Linked DNA regions of Homo sapiens: regions 1, 2 and 4 are each linked to region 3. Evidence: chromatin loops called from intact Hi-C (ENCODE). Cell type or tissue: Calu3. All regions are shown on one strand. Region 1 has its middle 120 kb from the start of LINC02882. Region 2 has its middle 91 kb from the start of LINC02394. Region 3 has its middle 110 kb from the start of ATXN7L3B. Region 4 has its middle 86 kb from the start of LINC02394.

What was found. Peaks named below come from ENCODE experiments on the same cell type or tissue, not always from the same donor. Only the 100,000 strongest peaks of a DNase experiment are listed, where the experiment ranks them.
Region 1: it touches region 3 in a loop (6-fold over the local background); 12 of 110 quality-filtered maps call a loop at or near these places.
Region 2: a loop joins it to region 3, with 18 times the contacts of the local background. A loop is called at or near these places in 7 of 110 quality-filtered maps.
Region 4: a loop joins it to region 3, with 4 times the contacts of the local background. A loop is called at or near these places in 4 of 110 quality-filtered maps.

What each region holds. Positions count from the first base shown.
Region 1 is chr12:74,410,983-74,418,982 of GRCh38, forward strand. No RefSeq gene overlaps it. Among named protein-coding and RNA genes, the nearest start is that of LINC02882, 120 kb to the left of the region's middle. In Calu3, a CTCF peak has its summit at 1,574; a DNase peak (open chromatin) is centred at 4,889.
Region 2 is chr12:74,108,658-74,116,657 of GRCh38, forward strand. No RefSeq gene overlaps it. Among named protein-coding and RNA genes, the nearest start is that of LINC02394, 91 kb to the left of the region's middle. In Calu3, a CTCF peak has its summit at 3,262 (motif pointing right); a DNase peak (open chromatin) is centred at 3,244.
Region 3 is chr12:74,642,856-74,650,855 of GRCh38, forward strand. No RefSeq gene overlaps it. Among named protein-coding and RNA genes, the nearest start is that of ATXN7L3B, 110 kb to the left of the region's middle. In Calu3, no CTCF peak of the experiment used is centred here; a DNase peak (open chromatin) is centred at 4,206.
Region 4 is chr12:73,931,628-73,939,627 of GRCh38, forward strand. No RefSeq gene overlaps it. Among named protein-coding and RNA genes, the nearest start is that of LINC02394, 86 kb to the right of the region's middle. In Calu3, a CTCF peak has its summit at 4,324 (motif pointing right); no DNase peak of the experiment used is centred here.

The DNA of each region.
Region 1 (8,000 bases), 230 kb before region 3:
CAATAACCATTGTCCATGGATATTTTCAGGACTAGAGATAAAAGTTTAGTTCTGTATCAATTTAGTGTGAGGAACAAAACACTTATTCACATGAGTTCTGTTATATTAAAGTTAAAAGGGCTTTGCATGGCTCAATACTAGTTCAAATGAAAGAAAAGACACATCCTTAACATCTCTGTGAAGATAGTTTGACAAAAACTTGTGTGTTAGTCCATTCTTCCATAGCTATAAAGAAATACCTGAGGCTGGGTACTTTATAAAGAAAAGAGGTTGAACTGCCTCACAGTTCTGCAGGCTGTACAGGAGGCATGGTGCTGGCATCTGATTCTGATGAGAACTCAGGAAGCTTACAATCATGGCGGAAGCCAAAGGGGGAGCCAATGTGTCACATGGCGAGAGGCAGGAGGAAAGAGGGGAGGGAGGTTCCACATACTTCTAAACAACCTGCTCTCATGTGAACTCAGGATGAGAATTCACTTACCACCAAGAGGATGCCACTAGACCATTCATTAGGGATCTACCCCCATGATCCAAACACCTCCCAAGGCCTCACCTCCAACTCTGGAGATTACAGTTCAACATGAGATTTGGAAGGAACAAAAATCTAAACCTTATCAACTTGTAAGAAGCATCTTCACGTGATAGCTAAGACCATAGACTCTCTAGCCATGTGGGCTCAGCTTGGAATCCTGTCCCTGTCCCTGTCCCTTGTAAATTATATGGCATTAGGGAAATCAAATAAATTCAGTCCCAGTTTTCTCGTTAGCACAATAAAGAAAATAGAGGATTGAATGAGATCATATGTTGAAAACATAGCAAATATTCAACTACATTGGTTATCAGTAAGGTAACCAATATTTGTGGAACACCTGCTATGTACAGGCATTTTGCTATGACTAATAAATGTATGGTGACAAATTTTCTGTATATAAGCAATATACAGACAGTAGTTTTACTGCTGAAGAAACTTAACTCTGTAAAATAAGAAACACAAGCTGCCATATTTGCAGTGAATTATAAACCCGTGCTAAACACGGTACACACAAGTCAATATTATGGACTTTTAAATAAAATATTACCAAATGAATTAGATATTGTTTCAATATTAAATGTAAAATATAGAAATTATAAATATTACTTCCAGTTAGTCTGAGAAATTTGGATATTTTTATGTATTTTTGATATTTGTACATCAAATTAGGACTTATAATTGAAAGTGTTATTAGTGAAGAAATTCCTGAAAACTTCCTTCTTATCCATATTAGTCTGTCCTATGTTTTTGATTGTTTGTTTCCTTGAGGCCAAGGATTTGTGTTTTGTTTGTCCGTGTATACTCCAGTGTGTCCAGCACAATGCTCTTATCTGCTTTATCTCTGAAAGTGGAGGTTAGGTGAGGTAAATTGAATTGCTGTAAACTGAAAGCTTCTTTCAGCACTGCTTCTTCCTATAGCATCCTGGAGGTAGCTGGAGCTGAATGTCTCAGATAGCTATTTTTCATTATGATATTAAAATGACTGCTAGATTGGCACAAAGAAATGAATGTGTCTTGACACATTAGGGAATTAGGGAATTCCCTAATTAATGTGATTTGCCAAGGCTCACACTGTTAAAGTCAAGATGTCCATCTAAGATTTCTGGCTCAATTCCAGAGCATTCAGTTTCATAGCCTGCTGTTTTCTCTGTATGAATAATTATGATTTTTAATTGAAGTGCACATCAGCTTTTATGTACTGGTTTGGCCACTGACATGTCAGGTGTATGATAACTCTTCACATGAACCTGACTTCTTCACCTCATAAATTATGTTCCAAGATGAAATTTAAAAGACTTTTCTTGACTGCCACCTTGTGGTAGATTTTTCAAAGTAAAAAAATTTAGTCGAAGAAATATATGTACAGGTTTCCAACAATGTTAAAAAGAGAGAATTAAACTGCCAGTAATTTATGTATAAATAGAAGAAAGTTTTACAGTGAGGTTAACAAAAATCTTTAAAAATCTTCCCTGATTTAAAATAAGCATTTAAAAGAAACATCTCTTTTTTCTTTATTATTCGAAACATTAAATGGGAAAAAAACAGAAAAAATATTGCCTCATCTATGTAAAATATATATGATATCATCAAATTAATCCAAAACCTTTCCCTGATTCACTGGCTACTTTCTAAAAACTTTAAAATTAGATTTAGTTGTTGAATAATTATCAATTTAACAAGAAATTACATGTATTATAAGAAAAGTTACCCTATATAATCAACTTTTAAAAGTATGTATTTATAATTAACTACATGATACATAGTTTATTAACTATTTTATTACTTTTAAATTGAAATTATCAGTTGACAAAAATATAATTTTCTTAGAGCACTTGCAATACGTATGTACTTGTTTTTTCTTGTCTGGATGACCATGGGTAATCTGCTCCCTGTGAATATATCTAGTATGTGTCTAAAACTAAATTAATTACTTGACTGAGAAAAGGCTCTGAGTGTCCTCAGAAGAAATCAGATCATTCGATTAGGACTTATAATTGAAAGACCAAGATAATTGCTACAATCCAATAACACAGAGTGAAAGAGGAAAGATGGTTAACCACAAGGCCATCAATCATACTGATGGAAGGACGTTGGCAAATGATTGCTAATGCTTCCAATTCATAAACCAGGTAAACTATTCAAAGGTAAAGTTAAGCAGTATTTGGTTGTAAGAACTCTACTATCTAATGTATTAATTAACTATTTTCATAGACTACCTGTAAAGAGTGTCAGGATGAGAGTTGCTGGTTTTATAGAACAACTTCAGAAATCCTGCCGCAAACCTGATTTCACATTTGAAGAGTGGTTAAAGTCAACATAAGACTGAATGGGGCACCACTGAGAGTTAGACAGTCCACTAAACCTCATCATATACAGCGATTCCCAAAAAAGGCAAAGGCACACTTGGGAGCTTTGACATCGGGACCAAAGGCAGAGCTGGTTTCATTTTCTATTGGTCAAGAAAATAGCCCTTGTTGTAATTCAAGCTCTCTAAATGGAAATTATAATTATTTGTCCTTCAGCTAGAAAACATCCTACATATAATGCAGATCTCTTACTGCAAAAAAAAAAAATTAATTTGAGGTCAAAAATCCCTAAGGAGAAACAGTCAAAAAGGTCAGCCTGAGGTAATTTACTCCCAATCCAATTCTATTTCAATAACTCCACGATGGGTATATTCTTATGAATGCTCACAGGTATTCCCTTTTATCATTAATTCTGGGTATTATATTTTATACCTGCTACCAAATTAGATAGCTTTTCATTACATTGCTTTTAAAATCATTTGCCATGGTGTGGTCTTTTTTCTAAGAAAACAATGCAAAGCTAACACAAGAAGAAACCCTCATTTGAATGACCACTATTTTTTTTTTTACTATTATTGAACATGTGTCTTTCATTAGGTCTGGTCCAACTATCTCAAAGTTTATGCTTTAATGACTTTATGAAATCACTATGGAAAACACTTATGCCTTTGAGGTGGTCCCACTTTCTTAATGAGAGGAATATATTTAAATTGTCTGAGAGCTTTGTTTGCTCTCCTAGCTTGCTGCCATAGGATATGTGAGACTAGAAACTCTATCAAAAATTGTCTTAATTTACTTGCTAACATTCACTCTCTTGCTAGGAATAATTTTGATTAGTAAGAAAAGTGCTTCCTCATTGACTCTTTCACTGGCAAATAATACATTGCATTTGTGTCTTTCTTTACTGAGCCTAGGAGCCTTTAGATTCATTATCCAATTAATCCTCCTAACATTGCTGTAAAGTGAGAATAAGGAGTAAATTCCCATTCTACATGTAGGGAGATTAAATGACTTATACTATGTCACCGAGCCAGTAAAAAGCAGAGTTAAGAAAACTGCTTAAGGCTTGCTTTTATTGCAATATTAGGTCATTATTTCTCATATTACAAGAACTTCTTCAGAGATAACTGGTACTAGGAGTTGAGAACTGAACAGGTTTCCTCATATTTAATTGTAACAGTGTTCTCTGAAATGGCCTTTTGAAATTATAGCTGAGAATATAAATGCATTTATATTGGTGAAACATACTGTATTGTGTCCTAATAATATACTGAAGAAAATTACATTTGTTTTTTTTTTTGGTTATATAAGCTAGTTAGTATTCATTAATAAGCGATAATATTAAGATTCATTAATAAGTGAATATGGAGCTCAGTGCAGCTTTTCTTTTTCCCTTTCATTTATTATTAACAAACTCATTTAAGCTGCCCCCTTTATCCTATGAGGATTATGCAGCTCAATATCACATTTATTTGATTATTTTAATCATGCATTTTTAAAGAGATTTTGATATTTATACAGAATTAATTCAAGAAGCAGCATTATTTTATTTCTATTATTTTTACTTTTAAATAAAATTTAATTCAACCTGTAAAAAAGGTAAAATAATAAATATTTAATATCGTGCATGCTTCTTCATTTCTCACCTTTCCTTGCTGTATAAGAAAACTAAGAAAATTACTATTTGCATGATATATTTGACTCTGCATTTGACTACAACCCAAAAGACAAAATGCCAGAAATCCCAGAAGCATAGAATTCCTGCAGGATTTCAAGTCCGAGTCTACAGTCCAAGGAAGACTAGAGAGATTCAGATAAACTTTAATTGTACACTTGAACTTTAGCATCTTCAGAACAGATTTGGATATTTGAAATTTTCTTTTTGTAAGTCAGAAGATATTAGATCTGAAGGAGTCTTTTAAAATGTCTTTGAATTTTCTCTTTGTGTAAACAACTTTAGGAATAATTGAAAGTTGAAGGTCCAAGGTCACCTGAAATAAAATAAGCTGTGTCCTACTCACTCTAGTGGGTTGATGCCACCTTATGGAAGTTGAGGCTCACTACATCACATGTTGTAAAAGCCACAAAAGCTGAAGTTCCAGGAGAAGGGCTTCTAAATAAAATTTAGTCAATATAAAAGCATTTCAATGGATAAACAAAAGGCAGGAGATTAAATATAAAATTCTATTATAATATTTTATTTCATATTTTACATTGCATATTATTAGTCAGATATATGATAAGGTTCATTTCCCTTTGGTAATGTTAAGAGAGTTGTTTTTTAAAGCAAATATGCAGGTATATTGCCAATGTTCAGAAAAAAATTATTTAATTCCTATGTTATTCTGTTTCTTGTTTCTGCTTTTATTATTTTATTTTACCCTTGGTTTCTTCATTCCAAGAAGAAACTGGATAAGTTACTTAAAAGTGGCTAGAGCTAGAGTAAACACATCTATTTTAAAATTATACTATTATGCTAATACTCAGACTAGGCAGAAAAACTCATCCAGGGGACAATTCCCTAGTAAAAATCCCTTTGTAAGCCTGTTGAGGAGCATGAACACAGGGGTTGAAAGTTTCTACTAATCATATTAAGGAAGGAGTTGGGAAGAATTAGGAAGACAGCTGTAGCTTTTAGTAAAAGTGGGAAAAATGACTTTACAAAGGATGAAGCAAACAAGATGAGCTGGTCCCCAGTGTGTAGATAGGAAATGGGATCGTTTAATTTAGAGATATGCTTGGACCCAACCAGGCTTTATGAACATCAGACAGGGTCTTGAAAGGAGCTTATTTCCAAATTAATTCAAAGAGAGTTTTAATTTGAACATATAATGAAATATAAAATTCAGTGTCTTGGACACATTTGGTAAGTTGTACATTATTTGAGAACTCTAAAACCTATAATCCTTTATTGATCAAAACACTGTTCAATGACTCCCAGACCTAGTTGCTCATCAGAATCACCTGGGCCTCCTTTGTACATGATGCTTTTCTGACCGGGCTGTCTTCCTATTACCTGACTCTACGCATCAACTCAGATAAGTGTCATCAGTCGCTGGAATCTGCCTAGAATCCTAGCTCCGGGTATTTGGATATATCTTATAAAATTTATTCTCATCATTGTCCTTTTGTCAGCCGAAAGAATTTCATATCACTTCTCGAATTTCTTTAAATGTACCCCCTAGCCCTACTTTGTGGAAGCATTTGTCAGAAAATATTAAGAGAAAGCATCTATGAGTCTGTCATACCATAGTCAAAGTTGAGATACCTCAGAATAATTTTCTTGTAGCTACATGTACACCTCAAGGTTGCTATTCTGCTTATCCTCAGTAGCTTCAAAGGGAGTCAATCAGGGGATCAATACCAACATCCTCAACGACAACGGAACCCCATTTAGCAATACAGAACATCAAGTTGTCTTTCCACTCATGTGAGGCTACAGCTGAATTTGCCATTTTCTTCATGTCTATGTCGTCAGAGTGTAAGGTTCAAATGAACATTATATTTCTCAGTTCCTTTTATCATCTATTTCTGCTTATTATTTTCCATGTTATTTTTCCTTGACTTAACACCTTCATCTTTATCTCTATAAGCTGCGAAGCTAACTTATTTTATTAAGTCTCACATTTTTTCCTATGTGATAATTATCATTCATTTTACTCTCTCATTTCTTCTACAGATGCAGGATAATCAGTTAACTATCAGGGTTACTTTATTCTTTGAGAGTACCCATGTAAATATTGTTTATTTATTTTTCACTGGCAGTATAATTTTGGTGGTCCAGCCAGTGTGGTCACCATTATCAACTCAGATGGTGAAAAGATCTTCAGCAGAGAACTCTCAGACAAAATTTCAAAGATAATTGTGCTTGCAAAGTGTGATCACAAAGGTAATCAGAAATCAACACAAAAGTATATAATATTGAAGATGTCTGCCTTAGCTTACAGATCCTTTACCAAAGCTTTGAAGCCAGTCTCTGCAACAAACTCCACATTACCAATTGTTTTTGGTACTGCTTGTGTACACCAGCATCAATCACAATGATGTCTACAATGTTAACCATTATCCAACTAAGACAGTATGTTGTGTTTTCTTAGTGGCTTCTGGAAAGGTCTTAAAAGCAATTTACTTTAGAAAATTTATTTTTTTCAATAAAAATTGAATAATGTGAGATATAAGCTGAGCAATCTTTTCTGGAAGGTGAAGTTTTTTGTCTCCTCCTTTTCATGGCATGCATTCTGTTAGGAAAATGTGGATGGTGCTGGAAAGTGGGTAGTTGCAAGAAAAATAAATTAATAGACTACTGAGGAAAGACTATAAGAGATACCTGTGGTTTATACCTGAGGTTGGCAAGCTTTCACTGTAAAGAGCCAGATAGGAAATATTTTATGTTGTAAGGGCCATATGGGCTCTGTAGCAACTGCTTAACGCTGCCATTGTCTCATGAAAGTACTCATAGGCAGTATGCAAACAAATAAGCATAGCTGTGTTCCAATAAACATCACCAAAACATGTGGCAAGCCAGATTTGGCTGATGGACTACAGTTTGCCAACCCCTACCTTAGATTAGAATGTTTGATGCAATTATGTAACAAAAACAGAACAAGAGTCATGGGCTCAAGACCTATTTCTGACACTAGGTGTGTAGTAGAGAAACATTTTTCCTAGCTAGCAAAATTTATCATCTGTAAAATGAAAGGATTAAACTTACTTTTCCTAAACTTGCTCTCTGCTCTAAAATTACGAGTTTATTCTGTGTTCATTTACCTCTTCTTTCATATATAAGAAAAACTTGGCTTGTGTTTTTTTAAAAAGGCAATACAAATCATTCAAAGAATCATTTTAATTATTTAAATTTTTTTGAAATGATTGCTTTCTCTGGTAGGAGGAGAGTAAGGAAACTCTTACTGCAAGTGTATAAAATGTTTTCTTTGTTTTTATTCTGTGTGAGTCATCAGAATTTATTATGACTCCCATAAGAAATTTCAACAGAGAGCAAGACACGCAGAGCTATGGTGGGGAATATTGGACTGATGGGGTTAAAACATTTGTTTTTTTACTAGATCCTTTTGAATTTAGAGGAATGAACATCTTTTCTTTGCTTATACAAAGACACTCCTTTCACTTCCACTATCAATGTTGACTAAAATCCTCATTTTGGA
Region 2 (8,000 bases), 530 kb before region 3:
CTACTGGACAATAATGACTGTACTAAAGTCATACTCCTTAAATTATTAAGTGATGCACCTATAGTCTCTCAAAAAATACCTTATACTGATGATAAAGTGCCATTTAAGATGAACTCATAATAATTGTTATTAACACAAGCGTGATACATACTATTAGAATATTAAATATTTAATGAATAAATAAATATTAAATTACATATTTAGGGCATTGGTAAAATATTTTAATGAATTATAATATGTAGTGCTAAAATTTCTGGCACTGTGCCAAATGGCTAAAGTTTTACTATTTAAGATATACAACCTTCCTGAAACAATTGCCAGTTCTCAGTGAATGACTCTTAAAATAATTTGGTGCAAGGAAAAAATTAACTCCCTCTGCAGACCAGTAACACGCTCTGAAATTGAATCAGTAAAAAATAGTCTACCAAAAAAGGCCTAGGACAAGCAGGATTCATAGCTGAATTCTAGCAGATATATGAAGAAGAGCTGGTCCCTTTTCTACGAAATCTATTCCAAAAAATTGATGAGCAGAGACTACTCCTCAGCTCATCCTATGAGGCCAGCATCATACTGATACCAAAGTCTGGCAGAGACACAACAACAACAACAAAAAGTTCATGCCAATATTTTTTATGAACATTGATGCAAAAAATCCTCAACAAAATGCTGGCAAACTGACTCCAGCAGCACCTCATGAAGCTAATCCACCACAACCACTTAGACTTTATCCCTTCAATACAAGGTTAGTTTAACATGTGCAACTCAGCAAATGTGATTTATCACATAAAACTAAAGAAAAAATCCACATGATTATTTCAATAGATGCACAAAATGCTTTCAATGAAATTCAACACTGCTTCATGTTAAAAACTCTCAATAAGCTAGTTATTAAAAGAACATACCTCAAAATCGTAAGAGCCATCTATGACACACCCACAGCCAACATACTGAAGGACAAAAGCTGGAAGCATTCCCCTTGAAAACCAGCACAAAACAAGGATGCCCTCTCTCACAACTTCTATTCAACATAGTATTAGAAGCCCTGGCCAGAAAAATTAGGCAAGACAGAATACAACAACAATCAGAATAAAATAAAGAGCACCCAAATAGAAAGGGAGGAAGTCAAGCTATCCCGGTTTGCAGATGACATGACCCTATATTTAGAAAATCCTATAGTCTCAGCCCAAAAGGTCCTTAAGCTGATAAACAACTAAAACAAAGTCTCAGGATAAAAAATTAACGTGCAAAAATTATTGGCACTCCTATAAACCAACAGTCAAACTGAAGGAATGCAATCCCATTCACAATTGCCACACAAAAAATAAAATACCTCATATATTAGAGTTTTTTAGAGAAAGAGAACTAACATATATACATAGAGAGAGAGTTTATTAAGGAGTATTCAACTCACATGATCACAAGGTCAAACAATAGGTCATCCGCAAGCTGAGGAGCAAGGAAACCAGTCTGAGTCCCAAAGCTGAAGAACTTGAAGTCCAATGTTTGAGGGCAGGAAGCATCCAGCACAGGGGAAAATATGTAGCCTGGAAGGCTAAGCCAGTCTAGTTTTTTCACGTTCTTCTGCCTGCTTTATATTCTAGCCTTGCTGGCAGCTGATTATGCCCACCCAGATTAAGGGTGGGTCTGCCTTTCCTAGCCCACTGACTCAAATGTTAATCTCCTTTGGCAACACCCTCACAGACACACCCAGTATCAATACTGTGCATCCTTCAATCCAATTAAGTTGACACGCAGCCTTAATCATCACAAGTCGACCCCTTGTCAACTTGAACCCATACACATCTCCTGAGATCGGACATAATCTTCAAATAAAGACAATAATAAGGTCAAAATTATGCCTAATGTAATACAACTATCCTTTGTACAACTGGAAATGCACCAATCCCCAAGCCAAATGCTATTACATAGAGTTAATAACACTTAAATGCTGATATGAAGTCAATAAATCTTATGTCACATGATGAAGGAAAAAGGAAATACAATGAGGTATTTTCTTAGTACAAGTGTATACATGCACAAACATGTTTTTAACAAAAGAAGGAGGAAATACTCATGACAATTACAGTCCCCGTTTCTGCATTTGGTCATGTGGTCATAGCTAGTATTGATGACTACCTTCCTCTACTACCCCTTCTGTATTCCCTTTTTCTTCAGCAAGCACCTCAGCAGGTTGTGGGTTTTTTTCCTGGTAGAGTGACCTAAACCTTCATTCCTGAAGGGCCTGGGTCATTTATAGCCCTGCCTGGACTGAGCTGTTGCAGTTCCCCATTGACCTTAACCACAGGGCATGGCAATACTAAGAGACACCCCAAGGGATCTACTGTATTCCATGCATAGTCTTCCATACCTTTATTGTGGAATCATAGACTGATTTCATCTTGATAGTGTGGTCAATCACCCCAACCAACACCGTAACTCCCTTCTTAGCCTGTTGACTTAAGGGTAGGAGAAGCCCAAAGGGTAAAAGTTATTTTCCTTCAGCACTTTAAACATGTCATGTCACTCTCTACTGACCTGTAAGGTTTCCACTGGAAAGTCTGCTTTTATTTGTTTCTTTCCTCTTGCTGCTTTTAGAATTCTTTCTTTAATCTTGACCTTTGGGAGTTTTATTATTACATGCCTTGAGGTAGTCTTCTTTGGGTTAAATCGGCTTGGTGTTCTATAACCTTCTTGTACTTAGATTTAGATCTTTCTCTTCTTTCCTTTGTCTCCTCTGACTGTATTTTCAAATAGCCTGTCTTTAAGCTCACTAATTCTTCCCTCTCCTTGAGTAATTCTGCTATTAAGGGACCCTGCTGTATCCTTCAGTATGTCAATTGCATTTTTCAACTCTAGAATTTATTATTCTTTTTAATTATTTAAGTTTATTTGTTACATTTATCTGATAGGACTTTGAATCACTTCTCTGTGTTATCTTAAATTTCTTTGAGTTTCTTCAAAATAGCCATTTTGAGTTCTCTGTCTGAGAAGTCACATATCTCTGTCTCTCTGAGATTGGTCCCTGGTGCCTTATTTAGTTCATTTGGTGAGGTGATGTTTTCCTGGATGATCTTGATGCTTGTGGATATTTGTTGATATCCGGGCATTGTAAAGTTAGGTCTGTATTGTAGTCTTCACAGTCTGGGCATGTTTATGCCTGTCGTTGGTATGGCTTTCCAGGTATTTGAAGAGACTTAGATGTTGTGATGTAAGTTTTTGGTCACTGCAGCTGTACCTGCATTAGGGGGCGCCCCAAGCCCAGTAACACTTTGGCTCATGCAGACTCATATAGGTATGGTCTTAATGGTCTCGGACAAGTTCCAGAAGAACACTCTGGATTACCAGGCAAAGACCCTTTTTCCCTTTCCTTACTCTCTCCCAAACAAAAGAGTCTCTCTCTCTCTCTCTCTCTCTGTCTGCTGAGGTGCCCAGAGCTCTGGGAGGTGTGACACAAGCACCCGTGTGGCTATCACACTTGGAACTGTACTGCATCAGACCTGAAGCCAGCACAGCACTGGGTCTCACCCAAGGCTCACTATAACCAATACCTAGCTACCTCCTAGGAGTGCTTAAGGCCCCAGGGCTCTACCGTCTACAGATGGCAAAGCTAGCTCGACTTGTGTCCTTCCCTTCATGGCAGTAAGTTCCCTCAGTCCCTGGATGAGACCAAAGATTTCACCCAGGAGCCGGGGCCTGGAGTCAGAAATCTTAGAAATCTACATCTTTTCCACTTCTGCTGAGCTGGCACCCAGAGGAGAACAAGTTTTTCCCACTCTTTCTTCCCCTTGCCTCAGGCAGAGGAGTCTCTTCCCATGTCAACCATTACCACAGGCCCACAGTGGGTACTGCCAGGCAACCACCAGTGCTCACAGTGTTCACTTAAGGCCCAAGGGCTTCTCAGTCAGCTTATGGTGAATGCTGTCCAGCCTGGAACTCGCCCTTTAGAGCAGTGGGCTCCCCTCTAGCCCAGAGTAGGTCCAGAAATCACATCAAAGAACCAAGGCCTGGAATTTGGGACCCCAAGTGCCCACCTGGCACTCTATCCACGTGGCTGAGCTGGTGCCTAAGCTGCAAAGACAAAGTCACCTTTACTCTTCCCTTTGCTTTTCTCAAGCAAAAGGAATTTTTGCTTATAGCCACCACAGATGTGAATGTGCTGGGTCACTCCTGAAGCCATCACATCTAAGATTCATACCTAAGGCCTATGATATGTACTACCTGGCTACTGCTGCTGATTATTCAGAGTCTGAAGGGAAGGACACAAGTCGAGCTCACTTTGCCATCTGTAGACGGTAGAGCCCTGGGGCCTTAAGCGCTCCTAGGAGGTAGCTAGGTATTGGTTATAGTGAGCCTTGGGTGAGACTCAGTGCTGTGCTGGCTTCAGGTCTGAAGCAGCACAGTTCCAAGTGTGGTAGCCACACGGGTGCTTGTGTCATACCTCCCAGAGCTCCGGGCAGCTCAGCAGACAGAGAGAGAGAGAGAGAGAGAGAGACTCTTTTGTATGGGAGAGAGTAAGGAAAGGGAAAAAGAGTCTTTGCCTGGTAATCCAGAGTATTCTTCCGGAGCTTAGACTTCAGTCAGCAAGTGATGAATCCTGCCAGGACTGGATTTCCCTTCAAGGCAGTGGGTTCCCTTCTGGCTCAGGGTGTATCTAGAAATGTTGTATAGTAGCTATGGCCTAGAATGGGGGCCTCATGACTCTGCCTGGTGCCCTATCCTACTGTGGCTGAGCTGGTATCCAAGTTGCAAGATAAAGTCCTCTTTACTCTCCCATCTCCTCTCCTCAAGCAAAGGGAAGAGGTCTCTTTCAGAGATGCAAGCAGTGCTGCCTGGTGTTGGCGATGGAGCAGATGGCAAAGCTAGCTAGGCTCATGTCCTTCCCTTATAGGCAGCGAGCACTGATTTAGTCACCGTGGCTTGTGTCTTACTAGACTGTGTGCCTCCCAAGGCCACTGACTTAGAGCCCAGTACAGCAATAGGACTTGCATAAAAATTGCTGTCCTTGTGTCCTAGACTGCTGTTCAAGTTTATTTAGGACCTCAATGCACTTTAGCCCTTGGTGGTAAGGCTTGCTGAAACTCAGGTTCCAGCCACTGGGATGGGCAGTTCTTCTCTGGTTTGTCTAAATGCTCCCTCTGTGGGCATCAGTGGAGCTCTGCTCAGTGTTGGCAGCACTGTGTTCCAATGCAAAGCGCCATAATTGCTGTGCTCTCCCTCCACCAAGTGTACAGATTATCTCTTCAAGACAGGTGACTGCTGCTGAGGAATGGAAGATGGATGGCATCAGAATTCAAGACTCTTTTACCCAACCTCTTTAGTTCCTCTTTCAGCAATATGAAGTTAAAATCAGATACTGTGATCACTCACCTGCTTTTTTTAATTCCTATGAAGGTGCGTTTTTGTGTAGATAGCTGTTAAATTGGTGTTCCTGTGGGGAGGATGATTGGAGAACCCTTCCATTCAGGTATCTTGCTCTACCTCTACCTCTCTCTAAGATACATTTTTTTTGTATTCAACATATAATTGGTTTTATTCTTTTCATTCATTTTGACGATGTCTTCATTGGTGTACTTAGACAAGTAATATTTAAGTTGACTAATTATATATTATAATTAATACCTACCATGTTTATAATCTTTCTAAATTTTGCATTTCCTTTGTTTCTCTCCCTTCCATCTATTTCTGTTCTTTCTGGTTTTAATTGATTGTTTTATGTGATTTGATACTAGCTGATGTCTGAGGATACACATTACACTTAGAATGTATCGAATTCCTTTATACATCCCTTGTGATATTGTTGTCAGTCATTTCATTTATCCATGTGCTATAATCACCAAATACATTGTTACTATTATTACATTAAACAAGCAATTATCTTCAAGATAATAAGAGACATATAAGATTTTTTATTCTTAAAAAAAACTCCATTTATTCCTTCTCTTACACTCTTCCTTTCCTTAGACCCAAGAAAATAGCAGTTCCCTTCTGCTCAAATAATTTTGTTTATTATTTCCTGTGGGAGGTATGGCATGGTGGCAATAAATTCCTTCAATTTTTGTTTAGAAAATAAAGAAATCTTTATTATTTATTTTGAAGAATAATTTTGATGCATATATAATTCTAGGTGATTTTTTTTTCTCTTAGCATCACTCTCTTCTTGCTTGAATATTTATGAATAGAAGTGCAATGTAATTCTTCCCCATGCTCCTGTATAGGTAAGATGTATTTTTGTTTGTTAATTTGTTTGTTTCTCTTGTGGTTTCTTTCATGATATTCCTTTTGTCTTCGCTTTTCTCCACAGTTGTTTATTTGTAACATTCTTAGGTTAGTTTGTTTTGCTTGTTTTTGTTTGTTTCTTTGTTATTGTCCTGCTAATTGTTTTCTGAGCTTTGTGGAACTATGGTTTGTTGTTTGTCATTAATTTTGAAAATTTTTCAGCCATTATTTTTCCAAATATATTTTTCTACTTTGTTCTCTCACTTTTTTGCTTTTGCATTCCACTTATGTATATATTATAACTTTGGAAATTGTCCCACAGCTCTGAGATGTTTGTTGTTTTTCATTCTCTTTTCTCTTTGTATTTCATTTTCTGAAGTTTCTATTGTCCCTTCTTTTATGTCACTGTTTATTTCCTCTGCCATGTCATCTTCTGACAGGTTCATTGAAGACATTCTTTATTTTGGTTATAGTGTTCATTCCAGCATTTCTTTTCGACTATTTCTTAGAGTTTTTATCTCTCTGCTTATATTATCTATTTTTGCATGTTATCTAGTTTTTCCATTAGTGTCCTTAACATATTAACCATAGTTATTTTAAATGACTTGTATGATAATTTGAATGTCTGTATCATATATCTGTCTGGTTTTGATGATTGCTTTACCTTTTCAAAATGTGTTTTCCTTGCTTTGAAACATGTCTTATAATGTGGTGGTGTTGAAATCTGCCAATGTTGTGGAATAGGAAAAATAGGACTTCAGTGTGAGATCCCATGTTTATCTGGCTAAGAATCAGTCTCTGTTCAAAATTTGGTGGAGCTACTGGTGCCAGAGGCTCCAAATTCTGCTGTCTTTGTTTTTGTCTCACTTTGACTTTGGACTTTATAAGTACTCCTCTTCCGCGAGTCTATTTCTTGCACAGCATTGTTCACAATGGGTACTCTTTCCTTCCCCAGAAACAGTTATAGATCATCTTTTTCATTGCTTCACTCTGAGAATATGGTGGGATTCCTAGAGATTAAATCCACAAAAGTCTAACTTTGAGTTTCTCATTCTCAAGTTAAAATCCATACACAGCCAGGAGCAACTTGTCGAAAATTACCATTTAAGTTTTCCTACCAGTTTATTGTCTTAGCAGCTGCTGCTCAAGGTAAGCAAATCTCTGCTGTATCTCTGATTCAATATATTTCTACAGATTTTGGTGTGATGGTTTGCTTTATTAAATGCAAGTAGAGTCAGTAATATTGTCTGTCTATCTGGTTTTATCTTTATGTTTTTGTAATGACAGAAATGATGACTGCCACTCTCTGTACATGTCAGACCTGGGAATAAAAGCCCACTTCATAGATTTTAATTTTCTTATTTTTAGGACAGAATGTGGTTATAAATTATAGTTTTAAAAAACTCATTTTAGTCATGGCCTAATACACTTCATTTAAAATATTTTTATGTATGAAGATTTTAAAATATTTTTGAAAATATATTTGATAAAATTTTTTTTCTTAATATAACAGTTGTCAGTTGATCCTGGTTCCTGATTATCTTATGGTTAAGTTAAATGGTAATAGAGTGCATATTTCCCATTGAGTTGAAGTATTCAGGGTATTTAGAAGTATTTAGAGGACATATAGACTCACACGGTTTACTTTTTCTTCCAAATCTGTAAGCAGATAGGAAGGTTCTCCAGGGATTACAGAAATTTGGTCAAGTTGAGCAACAGCCTGTTTAGTCTCCTGACATTCAGCCTGTTTTTCCCTAAATCCTATATGGAATACAGTCACCTTG
Region 3 (8,000 bases):
CCACACTCTCATCTCTTTGTAATGTGTTCTGAATTTTCTCTAGGTCCACGTGACATGAATGACAATATTCATTTAAAAATTATATTGGTGCCTTTAAAATTTCACCTCTTATTTCCCCACAACATCTCCATGTTTAGTAGAATTCATCAGTGAACATTCTGAGCCTGGTGTTTTCTGTTTTGGAAGGTTATTAATCATGAGTTAAATGTATTTAATAGATACAGGCCTGTTGAAATTATCCATTTATTTTTGAATTTTGGTACAGTGTATCTTTTTTAAAAATTGGTTAATTTCATCTCTGTTATCAAATTTGTGGGCATAGAGTTGTTCATAATATTCATTTAACATCTTTTTAATATTCATGGAAACAGTACTGATGGCTCTTCTTTCACTTCCCATATTAGTAATGTGTCTTCTCTCCTTTTCCCTAGTTAATCTGGCTAGATGCTTATTAAACTTAATGATCTTTTCAAAGAAGCAGTGTTTACTTTTATTGATTTTCTCTATAGATTTTCTGTTTTCAATTTTATAAATTTCTGTCCTAATTTTTATTTTGTAATTTCTTATACTTTGGAATTATATGGCTCTCCTCCTTTTGAGATGGAAGTTTATATTATTAATTTTAGACTTTTCTTTTTTATTTTTTTCTAATACAGTGTTCATCTATTTCTCCTTGTAGTTCTGGTTTTGTTGTTGTTGTTGTTTTTCTGAGATGGAATCTTGCTCTGTGGCTCAGACTGGGGTACAGTGGTACGATCTTGTCTAACTGCAACCTCCACCTCCCGGGTTTAAGCAATTTTCCCAACTCAGCCTCCCGAGTAGCTGGAATTACAGGTGCGTGCCACCACGCTCAGCTAATTTTTGTATTTTTAGTAGAGATGGGGTTTCACCGTGTTGGCCAGGCTGGTCTTGAACTCTTGACCTTGTAATCTGCCCACCTCGGTCTCCTAAAGTGCTGGGATTGCAGGCGTGTGCTGACTTGCCCGGAAGTTCTATCTGTTTTTGCCTCAGGTATTTTGACAATCTGTTGTTTGGTGCATACTCATTAAGGATTGTTGTATCTTCTGGGATAATTGACCTCATTATTATTACATAATGCCCCTTTTCATTCTTGAACATTTTTCTTGTTTGCTTTGTCTGAAATTAATACAGCTACTCTAGCTTTCTTTTGATTAGTGATAGCATAGCATAGTTCATCTTTCTCCCTTTACTTTTTAAGATCTATGTGTTTTTATATTTCAAGTGGGTTTCTTGTAGATTACAAATAGCTGGGTTGTGGTTTTTTTAAACCCATTCTTATAGTCTATTTTAATTAGTATTTAGGCTATTTATCTTTAAAATGGTTATTAATATAGTTGAATAAATATCTACCGTATTTGATACTGTTTTCTATTCATTGTCTTTGTTGTTTTTCTCTGTTTTGTCTTCCGCTTTCTTCTTCTTTGGTTTTCATTGATCATTTTACATACTTTTATTTTCTCTCCTCTCTTAGTATATCAATTACACTTTTTTTAAAAAATATTTTTAGTGGTTGCTTCAGTTTGTGGCACTTTTACAGTAAACAAAATCCTCCTCAAAATAACACTATAACACTACATGATAGCTATTAAATGTTACCTGTCCCAGGGCTCAATCATCGTCTGTCTCCTTGTACGTTTTATCTGTATGGTCTCTCTGGTGATCTCATTCAGTCACATGGCTTTCAACATCATCTCTCTGCCATTGATACCCAATTGTATATATTTATATCTTTATCCCTATCTGTCTATGCCTCACACACATACATTGAAATAGAGACTTATTTAAGCATCTCAAAATTAACTTATTTTGAATTTTAACTTTTGTCCTAACCCTGCATCTCAGCTAGTCTATCATATTTCGTTAGTGGCTTCAACATTATTTTAATTGCACAGCCACAAAGCCCACTGAGCTGGTGACTCAGGCAGTTGACTGCCCTTTTTCTCTTCCCTCTTCTGCTAGCAAATTCATTACTAAATCCTATCTGGGATTTCACACTTGATGTTCCCTAGAACACTCATTTCTCAGTTATACCCAGGGCAGTGACCTTTTCATCAGTAAAGTCTTTGTTCAGATGAAGCTTCTTCATACATTTCTTTTTGACTACCCAATCTACAATAGCCTTGCCAATGCTGGCCTGTGCCATATTCACAGAGCCTAGGATAGTAGGTTTTCAGGACCCATCTATTAGTAAATGAATGTTTTCTTTTAGAGAAAAATGCGTATCAAGTTTCTATAGCTCTGCATCAATGCCATCTACTATATGTACATTAACTAAAACAACGATTAAAATCTAAAATTGATTTAAGTAGCCTTTCTCATACAGAAAGGTATATATATATATATAAAAGCTATATATTTTTCAAGATTCACTAATATACTATTTTATTAAATGTTAAAATTTTTAAGAACTATATTTTCATTTTTTCTTTAAATTTAAATTGCTTTTATTTCAAGGCTTGCATTTGGTTTCTACTTATGTGCTTCTTATACTTAGCTCTATGTGCTAATGGTCTAGCAGTGAATAAAATGGGCAAAAGCCTTGCCTTCCTGGAAGTCAGTAAGATGGGAGTAAAATAGGAGATTGTGGTTTTCTAGAAGTCAAGTGAAAAAAGTGTTTCCAGAGAGAATGATCAACTGTCAAATTTCCTTACAGGTCAATTCATATGAAGTCTGAGAACTGAAGATTGGATGCAGTTAATTGGAGAAATACTTTCAAATGGGTACAGTCCAAACTTTGAAGTAATATAAATCCACATTTGAAAATTCCATATACCTCTATTTAAACTGTTTGTGCTCACTAAACCTGAAATTTTTAAGACTATAAAATAAAAATAGGCTGGGCGGAGTGGCTCACGCCTGTAATCCCAGCAATATGGGAGGCCGGGACAGGTGGATCACCTGAGGTCAGGAGTTTGAAAACAGCCTGGCCAATATGGTGAAATTCCATCTCTAATAAAAATACCAAAAGAAAAAAATAAAATTAGCTAGATGTGGTGGTGTGCAACTGTAATCCCAGCTATCCGGAGGCTGAGACAGGAGAATTGCTTAAAACTGGGAAGCAGAGTTTGCAGTGAGCTGAGATTGTGCCACTGCACTCCAGCGTGGGTGACAGAGCAAGGCTCTGTCTCTAAATAAAATAATAATAATAATAAAATAAATACTTTTTACTTCATAGATTTATTCAAGGAGTCAAAGGTGATTATGAATTTAAAGCTTAGTGAGTTAGCACATGGTAGGCACTGAATAAATATTGCATTTTATCAGTTACTAAATTAGAATATGGACACACTTTTAAAATTGAAAGTTTTTAAAAATTTTTATTTTAACTTAACAGTAATAAGAACTGCAAAGCAGATCACTGACAATACATTTATTTTGTTAATTGCTGCTTCATGGACCAACTAAAAGTCTATCCCTTCAACAAGTGATACTGCTTTTAAATTCTGTGGAGAACTTGGGCCTGAGTGTTTTAATATTTGTGTATTGAATTTATTAGTATTTTTCTGTATTGGCTTTATTCATTGTTCTTCTTTTATGCACCATTGTTTATTTCTTTGCATCATGTTTCTTACAATAGCTGGTTTTCCACAAGAAGATCAAAAGATCATTTTCTAAGTAATCATATCAAACATGTAATTACTGATTGTAAGTACATAAAACTAAATTTAATTTTAGATTTTGTATGGTCAATAAGGATATGACTGACTCTCAAATATTTCATGTTTTTCAGTTATAATTATTGCAACCCATCAAATATTTAAATGCTTTAACAAAGTTTATCTAAACATATTTAATGCTTACATATTTATAGAGTTGAAGAAGTATCTGAAAATTGAGAAAGAGTTAAAGACAATTTGGCCTATGGTTTTCCAGTGAACATTTTTATTCAGTTTTTTAAAAAACCAACAAACATACAAAAGCCATGTAATTTAATTTGGTTCTTTTATTTCTGAAATAGTTATATTACTGTACCACACATTATGTTAGAGACAGAGGCATCTCCACTGAAAAGGAACTGCTTTGTACAGTTGCTTATGATGAACAGTGTTTGTAATAACACAAAGATAGGTAAAACACCCATGTTTTCTAGAATGTATTTTGATCCAGAGCCATAAAGGCCTGATACTAGATGGAAATAGAAACAAAGAGACAGCTTTCTCTATAACCATGTTTTCTTCTCGTCCTGAAGGGCAATGGCTCCTCCCTATGGACAGAGAAACAGTTGAAATAAAGATCAGCTTATTTTTCAGATATGTTATAAACCAGCTATGCTAATATCAATATCAGCATAGGGAAGGTTGGGGAATATTCTACTACAGTCATTAGATTGTGCTATATATTAATTACCAAAGGAAGGAAAATATAAATCTTTTCTATGAACAATTTGAACATATGCATTAATTAAACAGGAAACAAGACAGTGTTTTGCCAAATTTGAAAGTGACATAATTGAGACTTAAAAAAGTTAGTTTCATGAAAATTGTCCACTGCATTTAGTTAAGGATAACAAAAATCCCACAAAACGTGGGCCAATTAAAGCAAAACCACTTCCTTTCCAATTTGGCAGCTTCTTGAATGTTTAGCAAGCTATGAAGGATCATTTTAGTTTATACAGATGAGAGGAGGATGCATGTGTGATTCAGAGTCTTTTTCACACAAATAAGCAATTATTTTGGACTTGGGAACTTTGTTAGCTTTGTTTGAGATGCTTGTGAAGTCATAGTCGTTTTTACTAACATCTGCTATTTCCATTTATACTCCTCAAAGACATAGTCATATGTAGAAATCAAGGAATTCAGCAAGAAGATTAAAAAAATTTTAAATGTGATTCGTTTTCTTTAAGGCAAAACTCTTTTTTGAATTTTTAAAATAGATATCATTTATTATTATTATGGTTTTTCACTAGTAATAAAAATCAGCTTTGATGTTATTCTCTTTTGTTGCCTTGGTTCGTGTTATGTTTCTATATTTGCAGAATAATCTTTAAATCCTATCATATGCTATATATAGACTGGAATATAAATTATTTTTATTTCTAATATATGAAAACAATTGTCTTAAAAGGTTTCAAATCGATTCTTAAAAAAATTTCTCTTAAACAGCCACTCTTTTATATTGTAGCTGCCCTAATTGCAAGCCCAATATAACACAAATGTAGATAATTTCCAGAGCTTTATTGCTATACTTGCCTGTCTATTACCGTCCTGTAAGCTACTCCAGGATTATATTACCAACACTGATACAATATTCTGCTTTCCTCTAACATTATCACTTGTTAGTATTAGGCTTATTCCTATATATGTAAATTTTACATTTTATATGAATTTTACTTGGAGACCTCTAACTACATGTTTCCAGATAAGGCCAGAGACTGCATAATCAACATATTTGGATAGTAATATTCACACTTGTGATACAATTTGTGTCAAAATCAGGTTTATTTCCACATTCAGCAAATATGTATTGAAGGTATCACAATGGATTCTCATTAATGTTAGGGGGAACATATTGAAGACAAAAAATATGTGGAAGAAACTAAGAAATAGACAGGTAATCCTCATTATTTAGGGGTTTCATTTTTGTGAATTTGCCTATTCATTAAAATCTATTTGTAGATCCAAATCAATACCCAAGGCTTTCACTGTCATTTGGATCATGTGCATGTTGCTTGTGATGAAAAATTTTAGTTGACCAATGCACATGATCCTGGCTGAGGTTGAATAAGGCATTGCTTTGCCATCTTATTTCAGCTTTCATATGGTAGAACATGCCCTTTTAAAATGTTCATTTAGTACCATGTTACTCTCATTTTGTTTGCCTTTTCTTGGTGATTTTACTGTCTAACGTGATAAAATAACCCCCAAGCTTAGTGTTGTAGTGTTGTCTAAGGTTCCTAAGTGTCGAAACAGCTCTGATGTGCCTTAGGAAAAAATACCTGTGTGAGGTAAATGTCATTCAGTCACGAAGTATAGTGTTGTTATCCATGAATTCAGCATAATGAATCAACAATATATATTCAATAATGTGTCTTAAAACAGAAACATACATAAAACAAGATTACAACTTATTGGTTAAAGACAATGTTATGTACCAGAGGCTTCCAGAAACCTAACTCTCAATTTCGTCTTTATTTCACAAAGAAGCAATGATTCAATTATTGCTAATTCAGTGTTCACGGTGACTTTAGAGAACATAATTACCATGAATAATGAAAATCGACTTTACATACAATTTTTCACAGTGAAGCACACTGTAAGACTTCTGTGAAGTTTAAAAGAAGCACTACTCCTAAAATAGGTTCATAAAAAATGTTTTTGGTGCAAGTAAGTTTTGAGCTTGGTCTTCTTGGAAGTGTGAACAGGTAGAGTGAAGACAACTGGAAAATAAGAAAATGGCAGAGGAAAAAGCAAAGAGGTGAGCTTAATCAAGAATGTGGGATGTTAATGGGTGGTCTAGATCCGGAGTCCCAGGAATGTGTTTGGATGAGTAGAGGGTCTAGTGATGAAAAACGCAAGCCATTAAGCTGAGGACTTTGACTTTACTTTAAGAGATAATATTATTTTGAAACCTTGAGTAAGATAAAACTTGTTTAGGTTTTAAATATATTTGTTGAGAATGTGTTAAATGCAATCATTGAAATATGTCTATGATATTCATAACAAATAAATCAGCTGATATTTATTCCAATTGTATTTATCAATTATAGACCCAGATAAATTAATATCTGTAATTTATACTCTGAAATGACTTTTTTTCTGATTGGTTAATAGATATTGATAAAGATTCTTTATAAACAATATATATTACTACCCCTATAATACTGATCCAAAAATTCAATATAAATAATTGAGTAAATATTAATACCCCAATTTTTTTAAATTAGTAATCTTTCTAAATTAAGTATCTTTCAAGCAAATATAAAATTAATATATGGGGAGATTATTTGGTTGACTTTTATTGAGAAAATTAAATATTTTTACTACATTGCAGGAGAGAGAAAACAAATGGCTGCAATTAGAAAATAACATTTGTTGTATTTCCTTTTGTTTTACTCAATTTGTGTGACTTAAATTAATTAATTCGTTAAAGATGTATGTTATTAATTTAAAACACACACACATTGTGTAGAAGCTATATCTCAGGACAAGCTGTGTTCCTCTGTGACTCATTATCAAAAGGCCCATCTGGAGACATGAAAAGAAAAATCTATTCCTTAAACTCCAATGAAAGCGTGATTATCTACTCTATGTGAAGAGAGATTTGGGAGGCTTTTTCTAAATGTGCACTTCAAAGATTGACGAATTGTCTATCCCACTGAAGAGCAGAAACAACACCGAGGGCATAGCAAAGTTAAATGAATTCCCATTACTAAAAGCAAACATATAAACATCTGTAATTCTAATGGCCATGATAAATCTCAGCAGTTGAAAAAGAAAAAAAAGAAAGTCCTAGTTGGCTTGATAATTGGATCAATTTTTCACTTATGGGCTGTCAATTACTTGACATTTTAATGCATGCCAAATACAGCTAAAAGTATTTTAATTAGAATAACGTTGCAAAAACAAACCCTACAGCTTTAATTGTGATTCTGATGCACAAAATGTGCATTTGAATACCTATTTACTGAGAAGGAGTTAATTAAAAGCATAGTTTTATATTGAATATGCACTGGGCAGAAAGAGAGGAAAAATAATTGGCAATTAGGAATATGTAAGAGTCCACTTTATAAAGCTTAGCAAGCTTGCTGAAAACTTTAAACAAGTTGAGAATTTCATTATTATTTTGAATAGTACCAGAAGTTGTAACAATTCAATATTCCCTGCATGGACATAGAATATCTATGGTTGTTAGTTTCAAAAGTTTTGATATTAATATGATATTAAGTTATATTTATATGGTTACTATGATAATTTATATTTATATTTAGGCTACCATTAGCAATCCATAAGACTGAATAAAACCTCCCTTTTCTCATTGAA
Region 4 (8,000 bases), 710 kb before region 3:
ACTTATTATCTACTGGTTTTCATCATTTCTATTTAAAAACAGATACCATTATTATTCCTGCTCATTTGAAGATAATGGATCTATTTTTCTCTGATTGCTTTTAACCATTTTCTATTTGTTTGAATATCAGTAATTTTACTAGAGTTTGCCTCAGTTTGATCTTTTTGTATTAATTCTTCCTGTTTTTGTAGTTTCGTTTTATTTCAATATTAGATCTTGAACAGTGTCTTCAAATAGAATTTACTGCCTCCTTTTTTTTCCTCTTCTTCTGGGACTCCAATTGGAATCCTATAATTCTTCATTCTGTCCCATGAATATTTTATATTCTTCCCTATATTTTATTCATTTTCACTTCATGTATTCGTCTGTGTGTGTATATATATATACACACACACATATATACTGACTTATCTTTCATTCCATTAATATTTTATTCAGCTGTGTCTAGTAATAACTCCTCATGAGTCTCAGTTGAAATCCTGGAGTATTTTCCAGGGCTCTTCCTCTTAGTTAGGACCTAAATAACATTTTTTTTCTCTCTCTTTCAGTACTGTAAGACTGCCCTGCTATCAATTTAGCTTCTTAGTTCTCACTTTCAGCTTGCTTGCCTAGCTTCTCACACCCTGCAGATTAGACATTAAGAACCACTATGCAAGCAAAGAATCACATGGTGTCAGGTCCACCTTTTCTGTTGATGCCTTGGCTCTGAGATCTTCATATTTTAATTCCAAGCTATTGTGGTAGCCTTGAACTCTTAATTTTTGTTTCCACAGTTCTGAGCCACTTCAAAAAGCTCTGAGCCTCTCCATTTTACTTGGCTTATGGGCCCTGTGCTACTGACAAGCTGGCAAATGCCTCCAGAACAGAACTGGCAAACAGGGCTGAAGTCCTTTCATTTTGTTTTTCTTCTTTGGGGAATTTAAGGCTTTGAAGTCCTGACTGCCTAAGTTGCTTTCCAATATCTTCAAACAGCAGTTTTCATTTTTATTCCAGGTTTTATGTTTTCTCATGTTGAGAAATGTCTGATATAAGCTATTCTACCATAACCAGAAAATGAAATCCCTGTAGTTTCCAATTGAGTTTTTAAAAGGTGAGTGGAAATAATCAACAATGACACTCAATTTAAGAGAAACATTTTTAACATTATGGTATATACAACTAACTCTGCAGAGCTTCAGGAAAATAAAAACATGTGCTTTTGTGACACATATCGCTTTTATAATTAACAATAAGGCTTATGTTCTGCTGTACGGATAAAATCATTATAATGTGTAATGAGGAAAGGATACACATCACTAGAATAAATCAATGTTTTTTAAAATTCCTAAATCTATTTAAAGAGTTCAATAGTTTCAGTGACCTAAGTTTATTGATAAGCTAATTGCCATCTTGATGTGATCAAGTAAGATATATTTTTTAAATGCCATCAAACACTGATATTTCCATGTAATATTCCCTCAATTATGTTATGGTCTTTGCTTTCTCATAATATTTGATTAGGTCTTTGTATTTCAGATTCACCCTTCACCCCGCGATGCTTAAGCTTACCTCAGCTAAAATCAGAAACACTGTGACATGCTTTGCTCATTCTGGATGAATATAGGTAAGTTTTTGCCTTTATATTTCAACCTTTAGTTTGCATTTTGCTGATAGCTTGCACTCTGCAAGATGGTACAATTTTTTTATTTATTCTGCTGAGAGGCACATTGTATGAAAATGGATAAGGTTCAAGCATCAAGTCTCGTTTTGTTATTCTAATCCTAGCAAGATCCCCCTTTAACTTCTTAGAGAAATGCCAGTTTGAGGGGTCAACATTATAAGGCTCATTTCCTTTTGGTATGGCATAGTCCAAAACAACAATTATTGCCAATCTTCTTCAGCGATGCAAATTTAGTGCTGAATATATATTTTAAATTAGTGAAAATAGAAATTACCATAATTTCTATTACTTGAGCTATGTGACCCATGTAAAATAGTTTTCTATAAAAATAATACTTATTTGATGAGCTTTTATTTATTTTGTAAGCTTATCAGCAGGGAGTTTTAAAATCTATTTAAACTTACACTAAAATAAGTATGTTAATATGGATATTAAATCATATGGTTAAAAATTCAAAATATATTAAAAGAAGTCTTGAAATTAGGGATGTTGGAAAGTTAAGGATGTGTTTGAGCCAGTCACAGTGGCTCACATCTATAATCACAGGAAAGATTGGAAGATCATTTGAAGCTAGTTGAAAACCATCCTGGACAATATAGCAAGAGCCTATCTCAAAAAAAAAAAAAAAAATAGCTAAGTGTGGTAGTACATGTCTGTAGCCTTGGGAGGCTGAGGCAGGAGGATTCCTTGAGCCCAGGAGTTCAAGGCTGCAGTGAGCTATGATAGATGGCACCACCACACTCCAGCCTGGGCAAAAGAACAAGATCCTATCTTTAAAATAATTAAAAAATAGCATTTGACTTTCATGTTTTATACACCAAGATTTATAGTAGGCCTGGATGACAGAGAAAACCTTATCTCTAAATAAAAAGAATGAGTTTGTAGTTTGTAATATCACTTAAATGAGTAGACCTATACAAAAGGAAAAGAGGATGTGTATAATCATTTAATAAAAATATTGAAGCTATTTATTTGAAAAATATAAAAATTAGAGTAGTTATAAGTTATATAATTGGAGTAGTTATAAGTTATATAAGATGAAATATGAAAGATGCATGAGGTTTCTATGAGATTGTGAAATGCCTGTCAAAAACCTTAACTTCGACACTATTTTCTTCATTGTTCAGTCCAGAAAGGAAAAATGGATTTCCTCCTGGATACTTAGGAGAAAAATTGCTTTAAGAAAATATATCCTGGATATAATTTTGACAAATTGATTCTCTAAGCGATAAATCTTTGTTATTTAAAATACTAGCATGCCTCAACAAAGTTGAAGTAGGTCAGAATAACATCAATTTCTTGTATTTCTTAATACATAATACTTTCCAATTAATACATATTTTCACCTACAATATTTTATTCTTATGGCAATCATGTGCTATATTAAAATTGCGATTTTATAGGTCACTTTTATTGCCTAACATTACATGGACAATAGAGAGCACAGTCTAGACCTGAATCCATATTAACTAGCTTATTTTGCACTTCATCACAATTAACACAATTAACTAAAAGCTAATTGAAGCCTGAACATCCACAGTTTGGGAACTGGACAATGAGTATGTGTGTGTGTGTGTGTGTGTGTGTGTGTGTGTACACACACACATATATATACACATATATATATACACATACACATATGTATACATATGTATATATACACACATACACATATGTATACATACGTATATATACACACAGACACATATGTATACATATGTATATATACACATATGTATACATATGTATATATACACACAGACACATATGTATACATATGTATATATACACATATGTATTTATATGAACTTTGATGCATACGATTATAGAGTGATCATGAATAGTTTTCTTCTTTGCAGCCCCATATGACCTTCCTCTTATAATAATTCCTATATATGTTATCTTACATGGCTAATTCTGTTCTCAAGTGGAGGGCAGAGCAGGGACTACTAACCTACATGTTGATATGGAGGATCAACATGCTTCCAAGCACCTGTTTACATTTTCATTCTCTACTCCACTTCCTTTCCCATATATAAATTTATTTAGATGAAAATAAAACTATTTTATAGTAAGAGATAAGTCTTTACAATTCTGGTAGACTACAACAGCTTTGGTTGTCTTGTTTGCCATATGGAAATTATGTTCCTAGAGCACATTTTTAATTCCTGAGTCCTTTACTTAAAATCTTTATCATCTCAATTGTCTATTAAATAAGATCTATCACATTATTTAGAGGTCCTCAAAAAGCAAATAGCAATGTAACAGCAAATGGGGACTTTTTAGTCACTCCCTTCCATTTCCTCCTGTTGCTTTGACCATGGTTTTCCCTCTGTATGACACATCCAACTGCATGTTATGTCATATGTGTTCCATGAACCATCTCTCCACTCGTATCACCTTCTCTGACCTACTTTTAGATTTTTTTTTATAATACTTATCACCTAATGTGACAAATACATTTTCACATGTAACTGCCTTGGGATCATGAATAATTGTCCTTATGCATTTATTACTCTCTGCCAGTTAAGGATTTATTGGCTCTCACTTCTAAATTCAAAATTTTTGCTTGCTCTATAAACATGAATCTTTGTACTTTAAATATTTTTGCTTTACAAGCTGAAAATGATGTTGAGATTTATCAGTAGAGGGTGCTGGAGAGACATTGCAGAAGGAAAGAGTTTTGCCTTCTCATTCCAGTGTCCTCTCCTAGCAGCCTCCTACAGTATATACAGTTTCTCTCGCACCTGGCAGGTGCAGTGCTTGCAGCTTCTCCAGTTCCCATCTGCTGCAGTACATAAAAGCCAGCAGCACTCAAGGGCCAACAGCTTCTACCTCACATCCTCTTCTGGAGTGGTTTTGGAGTAGAATGTTTCCAGTGTGATACCTTCTAGGAAATAACTTTCCCCTCTATCCTAGTGGGTTGATACGGGCAAGCTCAAGATAATAGCTTCAGCAAGTTTTGCATTATCTGCCACTCATTTCTTTGCCATTAACTTAGCCATAGCTGTGTCCTCCCATATGGTCTGTATTTTCTTGGGTGCTCTATTTTAGCCATAGAAACAGTGGCTATTCTTTTATATACTCTATCAATATTCTTTAGTGTTTCTCTACTTCTTACAAGGCTATGCCTCATTACTTCAACTCCTTTGTATAGCTAATATTTCTTCACAATAAACTTTTCTTGTTCAAATTACTGGGTGGTTTCTCTGTCATGATTGGACTCAGACTGATGTGATCCCTTAACCATCAATATTCTAAGAATACTTGCTGATTACATTGATTTTACTTAATTCATAATACAGTATAAATGATTCAACTCAAGGCTCTTCTCATAGAGTTCATTTAGGTGAAAGTGACTAAGGAAAATAAAATTACTGAATATTTTCCACTGGTGGACAGGGGTTGTAAGGGGGACAGCACATAAATAACAGAATATGTGTAACATGAGAGTCTCTCAAATTAAAATGACAAATTTAACAATGTTTACTCTGGTAGCTCTTTCAAAGATGATAATTCTTACTTATGGTAGCGAATGGGTAATTTCTACTTATTTGTCAGGTGAATATGTACTTTTTATCCAGTTAACCATTACAATATTCCTGACCATTAAAGATATTGTCAAGGTAGGATTTTGATCAGATGAGAAGTTTTATATATATATTTGAAATTTAAAATTTAAAATCTCAAATCAAATTTAACTCTTCAGTAAAAATTTGACTTAATTTTTTACACATGCTGTTGGTGCATTATTAATTCTGGCTGAATGTGCCGTAATTCATCATGAAAGAATTACTTGGAGACATAAAAAATGCATTAAAGAGCAGCTGCTATATTGCTGAAAGCAATGCATCAGGGCACACACATGTTAGTATGAAATATAGAACTGATTAATTGTATATTCTTGTTATAGTAATTTCATAATGTTATGATAATTGCCATCAATTCAAGAGCAGACTGTGGGATTTCCTTTATGCAATAAACTTTTCAATATAAGCAAACAATAATTAAGTTATTAACAGATATTTCATTTATTGCAGTTTGGGAAATCTCAAATTATAAGTAATATATTAAAGTTACCAATACTAGTAAAAGCCCAAGTCCACCTCTCACGATTTAAGTAAATTATGTGAAAATAATTGAAGGACCAAAGGTTTCGATATTTTAAATATCTTAATATTTGAATCATTTTACTTTTAAAATTTTATTATATCTACATAACTGTTATTACATATAATTAATTCTCATTTTGCAGATTGTACTTTCATGGTACTGCTCAAATGCTGTCTCTAATGATAAAAAATGATGGCTATGTGAATAATGAATGTAACTGAAGGCAATTCTGTGAAATATTCTTGACCATCCTGTATTTACTGGATAATTTTTTAAGTGAAAATTTGAAGAATGAGAAAAAAACTCATGATAAAGTAAAACAGCATGAACTTTCTTATTACTCAATATTTAACAAATATGTGTCTGTTTCTTACTTTGTTCCAGGTACCATGCCAGGATTATGTGGTAATAAAAATAAAAATTGCTCCCTAATTCAAATAACTTTAAGTCAAACAGATTACAATATAGAAACTTATGTTACCCATGAATTTACTGGAGATACTACTAATTAAAATCCTCAATTTGTTTAGTAAATTACCTATAGATTAATATTTTATTAGCATTTAGTTTAATTAACTATTTTAGATGCTGGCAAAATATGATTCCACTTAACTAGCCAAACTAAAATGTAAGGAGAGACTCATTATCCTTATCTGATAAAAAAAAATTATGTTTATGTTAGCCAAGGTAATTAATAACTGGAAGATAGCTCACAAGTTAAATTTAAGAGCTAAGGATTATATTTAGATATTTAGTTATTCCGACATTACACCAATGGTCCTTTTACTGGGTAAAATTTACTGGGTAGTTACACTACCTCAATTCTCTTTAAATTTTCAGGCATGATTCCTGTAATTGTTTCTCTCTCTTGATTTCATATAACTTCTAGTAGAGTATGAAACAATAAAAATTTTGAGATTTTGGTTCAAAGTTTAATCATTCATTATTTTTTAGAACAGTGTTATTTTTCTTCCTTCTTTTCTTTGATTCAATAAATACTAATTAATATTTAACCTTTTACCCATTACTCATGCCCTCTTTAACAATAATAACATCAAATTTGCACCCTGAGATGGGATGGGGTGATTCACGTGTCAAAGGAAAACTGAAAATTTTGAGCCATGGATACCTTTACCTAGGTTTTGAAGGATGGAGCTGCCTGGAGACTGAAGCATGAGATCCAGGAAGAGGGCTGCTACAAAAGTGGAAGCACTGCAGAAAAACCACAGTCGGGTAATGCTTAGTGGAACCGTGGGGGTGGGGCCACCCTCAGAACTCCACACTGATGGAGCCACTTGGAAGCAACTCCATCCATTTTAGGAGGACTGAAGGCAATTGACTCCAACCTATGAAAGTGTGGCACGGGCTGAGACCAGCAACGTCATGGGTGTGGGGCTGCCTAGAGTCATGGGGACCCAATCCCTACTCCAGCATGTCCAAAAGGTGAGACACTTAGTCAAAGATTATTCTAGAGTCTTAATAGTTATTTTTTTCCCCTATTAAGTTTTAGACTTACTTGGAACCTACTATTCCTGTCAGCTTTTATATTTCTCCCTTTTGGAATGAAAAGGTCTATCCTATGCCTATCCTACCATTGTATTTTGAAAATGTATAAATTGTTTGATTTCACAGACCCACAGCTGGAAGAAAATTTGACTCAGACTAAATTGTATTGAGTTTCACTCATATTTGATTTTGATGATATTCAGATGAGAATGGACTTTAAATTTTTGAGTTAATGCTAAAATGAGGTAATATTTCTGGGGCTACTGGGATGAAATGAATTTATTTTGCATGTGAGAATGACATGAATTTTGGGGGGAAGGAGAGAAATGCTCTGATCTAGATGTTGTGTCCATTCAAATTTATATGTAAAAGCCTAACCCCAGGGTGATGATTTAAGCAGTGGGGCTTTTGGGAGGTGATTAGGTAATAAGGACTCCATGCTCATGAATGGAATTAGTGCCCTTATAAAAGAGGCCTGAGGGAGCTTATTGACTCTTTTTGCCATGTGAGGACACAGCTGGAAGGCATCATCTTTGCAGCAAAAAGTAAGCCCTTACTAGACACCGAATCTACTGGTACCTTATCTTGGATGCTCTAGCCTCCAGAACTCTGAGCAGTCAATTTCTGTTTAGAAATTACCCAGTCTAAGATATTTTGTTATACCAGCAAGAATGGACTGAGATAGGAGCATAATGGGTAATTAGCTTAAGATTCGGTTACT